Linked DNA regions of Homo sapiens: region 2 is linked to region 1. A link is a loop called in an ENCODE intact Hi-C map of the cell type or tissue named here. Cell type or tissue: ascending aorta. All regions are shown on one strand. Links, peaks and the distances in the headings refer to the core of each region. The heading gives the core; the rest is flanking DNA. Region 1 holds the start of ST3GAL6-AS1 (ST3GAL6 antisense RNA 1). Region 2 overlaps DCBLD2 (discoidin, CUB and LCCL domain containing 2).

The links. Hi-C counts contacts between places; a loop is a spot of excess contacts. Peaks named below come from ENCODE experiments on the same cell type or tissue, not always from the same donor. Only the 100,000 strongest peaks of a DNase experiment are listed, where the experiment ranks them.
Region 2: it touches region 1 in a loop (2.8-fold over the local background); 11 of 110 quality-filtered maps call a loop at or near these places.

Annotation. Positions count from the first base shown.
Region 1 is chr3:98,729,919-98,735,299 of GRCh38, forward strand. It overlaps ST3GAL6-AS1 (ST3GAL6 antisense RNA 1), which reads right to left and starts at 2,733. Exons shown (of 5, transcript NR_046683.1): 1 at 2,508-2,733. It also overlaps a transcript of ST3GAL6 not described here. RefSeq lists enhancers at 2,199-2,947, 2,948-3,695. In ascending aorta, for the core only: a CTCF peak has its summit at 2,775; DNase peaks (open chromatin) are centred at 2,473, 2,643, 3,343 and 4,139; H3K4me3 peaks cover 3,129 bases; H3K27ac peaks cover 2,104 bases.
Region 2 is chr3:98,810,948-98,816,328 of GRCh38, forward strand. DCBLD2 (discoidin, CUB and LCCL domain containing 2) reads right to left here. Exons shown (of 16, transcript NM_080927.4): 10 at 1,385-1,535; 11 at 521-607; 12 at 247-372. Among named protein-coding and RNA genes, the nearest start is that of ST3GAL6, 50 kb to the left of the region's middle. In ascending aorta, for the core only: a CTCF peak has its summit at 2,058 (motif pointing left); no DNase peak of the experiment used is centred there.

The DNA.
Region 1 (5,381 bases), core at 382-5,381:
TCTATGAAACAATAGCATTTATTTTAAAGAGACTGCACCACCATAATAAAAAAAACAAACCTAGTAAAACAGGGCCAGCCCTATATGTACACTGCCTGAAAATTATAATTTTAGGGGCCTTTGAAAGACCTTGCATGTCCCAAGAGTCCTCTCCTTCTTTGTGGCTTTTCCCCTCCCAGCTTATTAGAAGAAATCTTCTACCAAAAGGCCAAATTAAATATACATATATTGGGAGGGTATTTTCTCCAAAACAATGACCAAAAACACTAACCCAGAGAGGACTAAAAACTTTTAATTCCATCACCCTACTTAAGCCTTTGTCAGTTTCCACAGGAATATAAAATATTTATATAATAGCAATCATGTGCCCATACAATAATATATCTTGAATTTTTAAAAATTAATGTTACACTGATCAAAAGCCCCTCCCATCACAGAGAGTTACATAGCAGTGATATCTCAGAAAGAACAATGATTTTGGCCTCAGGTGCTTTCCTTTGAGTCACAGCTCCAATGTAGGCAGCACAGCCCTAGACCACCTGACTCTGTTCCTTCCTTTCTACCATGACTGGCTTGCAGGGTGAGTGAGAGGAACAGATACAATGCATGGTGGGTGGCTGACTCATGGTGGGCAATGACTGGTAGTTAATATTTTTAGCGTTATTTTTAAAGTCAACATTTTACTTCCTGAATTGATGGTTTTGGGGGCAAGCACTGTGCCAAGCCTTCTTTACAACAGAGACTGTTTTAATCCTAATCACCCTTCAAGACTAGCTGTATTATCTCACTTTACACCTGACAAAAAATGAAGCCCACTGTGGTAATGCCACTTGCCCAAAGTCACACAGCAGGTCAGCAGAAGAGGTAGCTTTTGAACTAGGTTGGGGTCAACAGTAGTCACTACTGGCCACTACCAAATATGAAATACAAACGTCACCTCAGAACAGCAGATAGCCTCTCTCCTTAGCACACTGCTTTGCAGATTCAAGAAGTCCAGAAGGCCAGAGTGGATGAGGTGAAATACAGTTTTAGTTTTTAAGATCATGAACAAGGGGTCAGTGAAGAACCCAGGAGAAATTAAAAGAGCAAAGTAAACCTCAACACCAATTAGTTCAGATAGACAAATTCCCTAAAACTCTTTCACTATCCTGATGTCTCAAGAGCCACGTTTAAAATTACAAAATCTGTGTGGGTTATGTCAAAGGCAATCTGTAGAAAGGGCAAAGAATATGAATTATCTGAACCCATTGAGTTTTTTGTTTGTTTGTTTGTTTGTTTGTTTGTTTTGAGACAGAGGCTCGCTGTGTCGCCCAAGCTGGAGTGCAGTGGCGCCATCTCAGCTCACTGGGTTCAAGCGATTCTTCTGCCCCAGCTTCCTGAGTAGCTGAGATTACAGGCGCGCACCACCATGCCCGGCTAATTTTTGTATTTTTAGGAGAGACGGGGCTTCACCACGTTGGTCAGGCTGATCTGGAACTCCGGACCTCGTGATCCGCCCGCCTCGGCCTTCGAAAGTGCTGGGATTACAGGTGTGAGCCACGGCGCCCGGCCATTTTTTTTTTAAAGTAAGGTTGGGAAAACAACAAATGATACCTCCTAGGGCTGTTATTACAATTAAGACAAATACCAGAGCACTTTGGCAGGTGGAGGCGAGCGGATCATTTGAGGTCAGGAGTTCGAAACCAGCCTGGCCAACATAATGAAACCTCATCTCTACTAAAAATACAAAAATTAGCTGGGAGTGGTAATCCCAGCCTGTAATCCCAGCTACTCGGGAGGCTGAGGCAGGAGAGTCGCTTGAGCCTGGGAGGCAGAGGTTGCAGTGAGCCAAGATCATGCCCCTGTACCCCAGCCTGGGTGACAAAGCAAGATTCTGTCTCAAAAAAAAAAAAAAAAAAAAGGACAAATACCAGAAAGCCCATCACAGATGAAGGACTTTGTTCCAGTTCGTGACACATTGCCAACTTTGAATTACATCCAAGTCCGTGGGTCTTCTCTCTGGGGTCAATTGATGGCACGTGATTACACTGCTCAGGGCCCAAAGGTTGGAGCTATGACTTGAATGTTTCTAGACAAGGAATTATTTGACAAACACACTTTAAAAAGTATTCAGAGCCATCCAAGTAAGAGGACATTAATAACGTAGGGTTTTGCCTATGGAGAGAAAAGAAAACGCAAACAGCACGTTCCACCTTCGTTCTCCCTAAAGTAATTTATCTCCTTCAAAAGATAAAAAGTACGAACACATTTGCCCTTGAAGGGCAGAGCCCCGGAATTCAGGAGCTCTCTGAACACTCCTCCCCTTCTGATAGGGACCAAACCTTCTGCTGAGCCTTGTGTCACAGTCAGTCCGCGGCGCCACAAGCCTCAGTGTTTACTTCTGCCGCCTGCCAGCCGGGCGGGGAAGGGGAGTACCCGGCCACCCCTCACTTTAGCTCCTGCAGCTTTCCAAACAAACCAGGGCGGGATGGGAGTGTCTTCTTGGCTGTGGAAATCGATCCTCCTACCTTGTCCTGAAGCCACCCGCCGCCTTTCCTCGTCCCTCCCTTCGCGGTGATTTTCCGGTCCCGGCGCCCGGCGAGGGCGCGCGGCTGGTGTCCGCCCCGCCCGAAAGGTAGGGGTTCGGCTGTGCTCCCGCCTGGTCCCCAACGCCTCACCCTCCGGGAGACCCGCAGCCTCCCACCACTTTGCACCTTCCTCCTCGAATTTGGGGGCGGCCACCGTGCAACTGGCGCCAGCCGCGGAGCAGGAGGAGCTTCCCGCGACTCCGGAGGCGCTCGGCGCAGTCGCCCGGGATTGGGGCTGGCGGGAGCCTGAGACTCCGGGCAGGGCTGCTCCCTCCTCTGCTCCCCCGCCAGATCCGCGGGGAAGGAATCGTGCCCGCGCCGCCCCTGGCCCGCGCCACCTTCCTTTGGTTTCTGCCGGCCTCGGGCTTCTGCGGCCCGATGTGGCAGGCGCCGCGAGAGAGGCAGCAGCCGGCTGGAGCAGCGGCCCCTCAGGTCTCGGAGCCCGGTGCGCCTCTGCGGTCGTCGCTCCTGGGCCTCGGCGGGTCACTCTTGCCGGCCGGCTTCGCTGCGGGTTTGCACTGCCCGGGTGAGGGAAATTGGGGGTGCGGGAAGACCGGTCTGGGCCGGGGTCCGGGCGGCCTGGGGTCTGTGCTGCCCCGACCCTCCGGCTTTGCAGCCTCTGAGGCTCAGGGTTGGGGGTGGGGACACGGAGCGCTGTTTGCCCCTCCACATATCCTGCCAGCACCAAGGAGGTGGCGTGCGGAGGCGTAAAGGGACCATGGGCGCTGGGACCCGCGAGCCAGCCGGCGTGCGCCGCAGCCACCGCCGAGAGGGCACCCGGGGATCCTGGAGCCCCAGTGAAGGGCGGGAGGGACGCGCAGCCTCGCGGGTAAGCCCAGGAGCCGTGGGGGCCGAGAGAATCTGCTCTGGGACCCTCTTTTGTCGAATCGCCGGCGAGGTTGTGCAATTGGGAAGCCAAGAGGAGTGTCCAGCTCCTCGTTCACTATTGTTTTCTTGTAAAAGGGTCTGTACGCGAGGAGGGTTGAGGGGTCTGGAAGGTTCTGGTCTCTTACCGTATAAAGTTTTTCGAGAAACCCTTTTTCCCTCCACAATGGAACTAGACCTAACAAAACAAGCTCCGAGGCAGTTTAGGAGAAAGGAGGACGGTGAGTAAATTGCAGTGTTTGGGCTGCTGTTAATTTTCAAGATAAGGGAGAAGCAACTTGTCATTTTGAGGCCGCCGGCTCCGGAGATCCCGGCAATCTCAAGCCTCTTTCTTGTGTGCTGTTATTTTGGCTTAAAAGAAAACCTATAAAAAGCGACGCCCAGAAACCAAAAACAAACCCAAAGCACCTTCTTTTAGGATTTTTCAGTAGCGAGGGTTGGCGGGGACAGTGGGGAGGAGCAGGAGGGGGAGAAGAGGTTGCTGTTGAAAGGTAATGTTTAAAAACAGTGTGTGGGGGTAGGGATGAAAATAACGTGGTGACTGCTAGTGTATCAGAAATCACACCGAGTCTAAAGTCGTAAGTCCCATTTGCCTTACGAGGACCAGCTGGGTGCTGTGAGTAGGTGGATAGTTAAGGAAACTGTAGATCTGCTGAAAGCTCCTCGTGGTCTGTGGTCTCGTGTCCACGCTGACCTTTGAACCTCGTAACTCTTCGGGTCTCCAGCGGCCACCTCTTTTAGGCTAGCCCGAATGTTTGACTTTCCGGTCCTCAATCTTCCTCACCTAGCTGCAGACCATAAAACTGTCTTTTTATTTACAGGGAGATGTTAAATATTTGGGAACATCTGCTCAGGCTGCCAGGTTATTTTCCGTTTGAAAGCATGCCGATTTGACATTTGCAAGTTGGTTTATGTTGCTTCCTTTTTGTTTCACTAAGAACGCTTTTCATACCAAGATCTGCGAAAAACGATGCCCTTAGACTGTTATTTAGTTTATTGTCTCTGAGTAAGGCCAAATTCCACAGAGGGTCTTTGGATAATGGCAACTTTGCTTATAAGAAGATAATTTTTCTAGAAAGTGTTGCATTGGTCTGGTTTCCTAAGCTGTTCTTGTGGTCATGTAGACTGGGAGGGGAGATCTTCATTCCTTGTGATGTCGCTTTCCTTGAATTGTATTTTTACTATAGTTCCACAATGTCTCAGTCCCAGATTGCACCATATGTTGTTTACATGGTGCAGTAAAATGGGACTGCAATTTTGACTACATTTCAGTAGATTTGTTGGAGATAGTTTGTTCTTATGCCCTATATCAATAATAATAATAAAAAACCTTTGAGGCTCAAGAATAGACAGTATTGACAGAATAATACCATTAAGAGACATACCATTTAAAAACATTAGTCTGTCTCCTGTGAAATTGTAAATCGTAGGTGTTCTCATTCAGTGGCAGACGACTGGATTTCACAGCAGTTTTCTTCTGTTGGAGACATTTCTGTGTTCCACATCATGTGGAACCTTATGGGAGAAGACGTGAGTAATGCCATGTTTCCCGCATTTCCCTGATAAGCATCATCTGCTAACCATGCAGACTGCCAGATGGCTTCCATGGAAATTGTGCTTCCATCCAGGAGTGGTGACCAGAGATCTGTTTAGTATGCATTTTAGGTGATGCTTATTGAGAAGGTGAAGGAAGCATGGAACTCCTATTTGGCACCCACTCTGATTTTTGGTGTGTTCTCATATGCTATTTTATTTAATCTTCCTGACAAAACTCCTGCAAGAAAGGAATTTTTAGCCCCATTTTATAGCTTAAAAAACCAAGATTGCCTTAGGTTGAGTTGCAGTGGCTCACATAAAGGTTTGACTCTACCTCTGCCTACACCATCCCAGGAATCCTCTGCAGTATACATTCTGCACAAATTCTTCCAT
Region 2 (5,381 bases), core at 148-5,147, 81 kb after region 1:
ACAAGAGGAGGCCTGCAACACAGTGGCCTTCTCTAAATATTTAAAGAGCAATTCTACATGGCAGCAGAGACTACAACTTAGATCAATGCAGTCTTTTCCTATGAAAGAAAATAAATTTTTTTTTTTGCTATACTTAAAAACTATAGTTGGAAGAAAATAAACTGAAGGTTTAAAAATGCCCGTGAAAACTTCAGTTAAGAACAAAACAATACTATGTACTAGGCGTTCATTTCCATGTTTGCATACCTTTGGTTACATTTGGAGTTACGGTAGTATTTCTGATATCAGGACTGGCAGTTGTTTGTTCTGTCTGTGCAGGAAATTCATTGCTACTGCGAGGTTGTAGTGGTTGCGTAAATTTTGGGGCACGACCTTTAAAAAAGTTTCAAAAGCTCTTTACTTTTTAATCTGTACCAACTTGATTAACATAAACTTATTTGATAATGCTTTTAATATATTTTTGGAAAGTTGCACCATAAATCCAAGGAATATCAAATTCTCACATTAAAAACAGGCATACCTTTGGCTATTTTTGGAGGGGCTGTAGTGTTTTTGAGGTCATTGCTGTTCCGAGGAGGTGGAGGTTGAGTAAGTTTTGGAGGACGACCTTGAAAAATGGTTTAGAAAAATTTAAACATTTTGTTTTTAAAAATCATAATTAAAAATAGTAATGCTAAATGTCTTCAATATTTCCTAAAGTATTTAATTCTGCAGAATAATTTTAACTCTCAGAGAGAAATATATTGGAAGGATAAATATTATACTCTGCAATAAAGGCACAAATATGCCAGGATTTCTCAGTTTTTAAATAATTAAATCATCTGAAAATAATCTTAGGAAGAAGAATAATGGGGTGGAAAGTGATGTTGAATGCTAAAGCTATAAAGGAGTCATCCACATTTTGATACAGTACTTATTCAATTCATTTAATAGTTATTTATGGAGGGCCAACGATGTGTCAGGCACTGTGGTAGCCTTTGGGCGTACAAAAGTAAACAGTATATTAAAATGTATAATATTGAGATAAATTATTCTTGCTTTAAATGTATTGTTACAATCTTTCATGCTTATGTTAAACAAATATTACAGTACATGACACCTGATTTAAAATTATTAGGATTGAGATTAAATTTGGAAAGTGATCTCATTTACATTATCTTATGAATGATGCTATTTCTTCTTCCACTTATAATTTTGGAAACCATTCTTATAACTAACTTTTTAATAGGGTAACCATTTTTTTTAACATCCCTTTAAGAAGATATTGTAATTAGAGTTTAACCAGAAAGACACTCACATTATTAATTACTCTCTCTGAGAACAGCAAAACCATTTTAAATTGGCAATCCAGTAAAAACATATCTTAAACGAACTGTCTCTTTACCTTTAGGAATAAACTGACATCCGAGCAGCTCCATTTTCATGGCAATTTTCTGCTGCCATTGGGTAGGATTCACTCTAATAAAACGTGCAATAATTGGTGGCAAAAAGTTATTACGCACATCCTGGTGATAATCTTTGTTTCCTTGAAATATCTTTAAAAAAACAACAAAAAATTGGTACTTCAAATCAATAGAGGTCAGGGCTAAATTTCTCCACTTAAACATGTTTTTGTTCTTTGCTCTAGGCCTTAAATTACATCTGGAAAGTATGATAATAAGGATCAATTTTTAAGAAAATAATCATAATTTGGAAAAATATTAAGATGCTGCACATTTTTATCAAAAGTTTATGAAACAAAAATATTTAATATAGAAATGATTTTAAGATGATTTAAGAACTTAACAAGAGGGCTAACTTGGCATTTGGGTAAAAGGTTTCAAATCCAGTGAGACAATTTATCCTATTAGTAAATCAGTAACTCTAGTCCTGTGGAATTACCAACTATTTAAATATATTAATTTTTATTTTTAAAGTAAAACAAAATTGATCATGCCAAGTCTTAGGGGAAATATTTTGCTTGTGTACTTTTCATAATTTTTCTCTCAACAGGCTGAAGGTGAACATATACTAACAAACATATAACAGATATATACCTCCACCTACTGGATAAACTGCATAAAGACAGTTCTCCTATTATCCCGGTTTTTGTTCCATGCTGCTATTTAAACTAGAAGTGACTTTGAAATGCTATTTTATGCTTAAATTATTAATTATTTTTAGAGATAGAGTCTTGCTCTGTCATCCAAGGAATGCATTGGCGGGATCATAGCACAATACAGCCTAGAACTCCTGGGCTCAAAAGATCCTCCCACCTCAGCCTCCTGAGTAGCTAGGACTACAGAGGCGCATGCCAACATGTGTGGCAATATTTACTTATTTATTTAGAAAAGAGGTCTCGCTTTGTTGCCCAGGCTAGTGTGCAGTGGCGCAATCTTGGCTCACTGCAACCTCTTCCTCCCAAGTTCAAGCAACTCTCCTGCCTCAGCCTCCTGAGTAGCTGGGATTACAGGTGTGCACCAACACGCCCGGCTAATTTTTGCATTTTTAGTAGAGACAGGGTTTTACCATGTTGACCTCAAGGGATCCACCTGCCTCAGCCTCCCAAAGTGCTGAGATTACAGGAATGAGCCACTGCACCTGGTGATTTTTTATTTTTGTAGAAAGGGGTCTTGCTATGCTGTTCAGGCTGGTCTCAAACTCCTGTCCTCAAGTATACTCACACCTAGACCTCCCCCAAAATGCTGGAATTACAGGTGTGAGCTACCACGCCTGGCCTGTGACTAATTTAATGCTTGTAACTAACTAGCAACAAATGCATTATAAAAATAATCCCTAGGTAAAAATATGAGTTTAGGTGAGTCTCATTCCCTTAACTACTTCAAGCAAATAATGATAGTATCTTACAATGGACCAGCACTTAATTATTTATAAAACATTTTAATGTAACTAATTCAGACAACCCTATGAAATAGGAGGGCACAGGAATCTGTAAGTGGATTGCACAGCTAGTCAATGACAGGGCAGCAACTTGACTCTGGGTCTTCCGACTTAAGTATGGACTCCAATAAGCTAAAAAGAGCCCTGTTTGTTCTCTAGGTCAGATCAACTAGGTAGTTTCTAAAGACCATTAATAAGCATATATTGCCTAAAATCAAAGTGATTTTTTTTCTAATCAGCTAAGATGAGATTAAGTAAATGTTTAACTTCTCAATCAAGCTATTTCCAAGTATTGTGGCTCTATTTCTTCTTGGCTAATTCACTTGGCATTAGACTATAAATCTCGAAAGATGTGTTAATATCCTTCATTTCCTAAAAAGTTTGTTTTGCAGTTACAATAACTTCCATACTAGTGAGCTCCCGTGATTTCCTCAGATATTACTCTGAAATAAAATGAAAGGCAATTATTTTCATTCTTACTATATTAGTGGAACAGGGACGATAACAAATCATTACTTTAACACATAAAAACTATCTTTAAGATATTCCTCTATATTGCTGTCTCAATTTTATAAAAACTGAGTAAAAAAGATTTGCTATAGTCAACCTATGAGCATTTACTGAGAATCCTCATGTACAGAGAAGTATGTGAGGTGTCATGAAGAGAAAATGGATATGGTTGCTACAGTTCCCACCCTCAAGAAACTTAAATTTTATTGATTACCACACATAAATATGGCATAATGTTAGAAAGTGATATATTATGAAAACAAATTGTATATATATATATAAATCCCATTTTCTAAAAACAAAACCAAATGCAGTCTCTGCGTACTCATGCACATGTGCAGGCTCAGAAAAGGGGTAAAATGAATACACCAATTACCCTTGGGTTGGAGGTGATGAGGGAGCAGATGGACTTACATGAGCGGGAAAAGACTGTTAATTCATACAATTCAATGTGAAGATTTGCATTTCTGACCATAAGAGTAACGGATTAGACTTATTGTTCAGCCCTATACGTACCTGAGAAACTGGATAACAGGCTGCCTTGGGCAATAATGACGGAAAGAAGGGAAACAAATAAGGTGAACCCTGCTATTTATTGCCCCAGTACTGTCTATAGAAGAGTTTCCAGGCCACAGTGCAGGGAGAGAGATCCCTAACAGAGCCTGCCGGTCTCACTGAGTTGCAGAGACAGAGCTGAGAGTGGGAGGCCAATAAGGTAGCTAGAATTTGTAGGCAGAGATTAGGAGAGAAGAGAGCTATAAAGATAGAGTGAGTGAGAGAGAGAGAGAGAGACACTTCTAGAATATATAAGGAGTTATCCCTTAAATCTTCAGCTGCATGTAAAGAAATGACCTATGGCCAGTAAAAGAAACACTGGAATGAGTCAGCAGGACAAGTCTCACAGCTCCGTAGATCTGGGAATTCCTTACACTGCCAAGAGGTAGAACAGAGAAACCTCATAATACATGGGATGCTGCAGTGAGTACTTAGAACAGTATTGTCTCAGTGGGGGAGAAAAATAAGAAAACTGAAGGCTGTCCAGGTCCTGCCTAATGAAGTTTAAAAGCAAGCCTTGAAAATATCACATTGTTTCCAGTAGCTTAACTACATTCCAGAATAAAGCTCAAAAATACTTAAGGGAATATTAATAACAAAAAACCCCAGCACCAAACAATGTAACACAATGTCTGGCATCCAATAAAAAAAATTCGGGCAGGTAAAATATGATCCATAATATCAATCAACATAAAAAGACCCATATATGACATAGGATAACATTAGCAGATGAGGATATTAAAAGAGCTATTATATATGCTCCATGTTCCAGAGATAGAGAAAAGCATGAGCATGTAAAGACACACTGGAGACATCTTAAAACTCCCAAACTGAACATCTAGAGATAAAAAATACAGTATCAGAGATAAAAATACATTGGATGGGATTAACAGATTAGACATTTCAGAAGAATAGATTAGTGAACTTGAAGACAAAACAGAAAACTTTCAAACTAAAATACAAAGAGAAAAAGACTGAAAAAAATAAAGAACGGAGCATTGGTGAATGGTAAGATACCTTCAAGGGTCATAATATTCATAAAATTAGAATTGGGGAAGGGAAATATTTGAAAAAAAAAGAACTACAATTTTCTAAATTTGATGCAAATCATAACCTACAGATCCAAAAACCTCAAAGAACCCCACGCAAAAAAAAAAGAAGAAAAATATAAAAAAGCCACATCAATCAAACTGCTTAAAACAAATGATAAAAAGAAAACCTTAAAAGGAGCCACAGAAAAAAAGACATATCACATATTGAGGAACAGAAATAATAGCAGAATTCTTGTCAAAAACAATGCAAGCCAGCAAACAGCAGACAACGTATTTCAATTATTGAAAGGAAAAACCAAAAAAAAAAAAAAACCAAAAAACCACTGATCAACCCAGATTTCTACACTTAGAGAAATTACCTTTCAAAAATGAATGCAACATAGA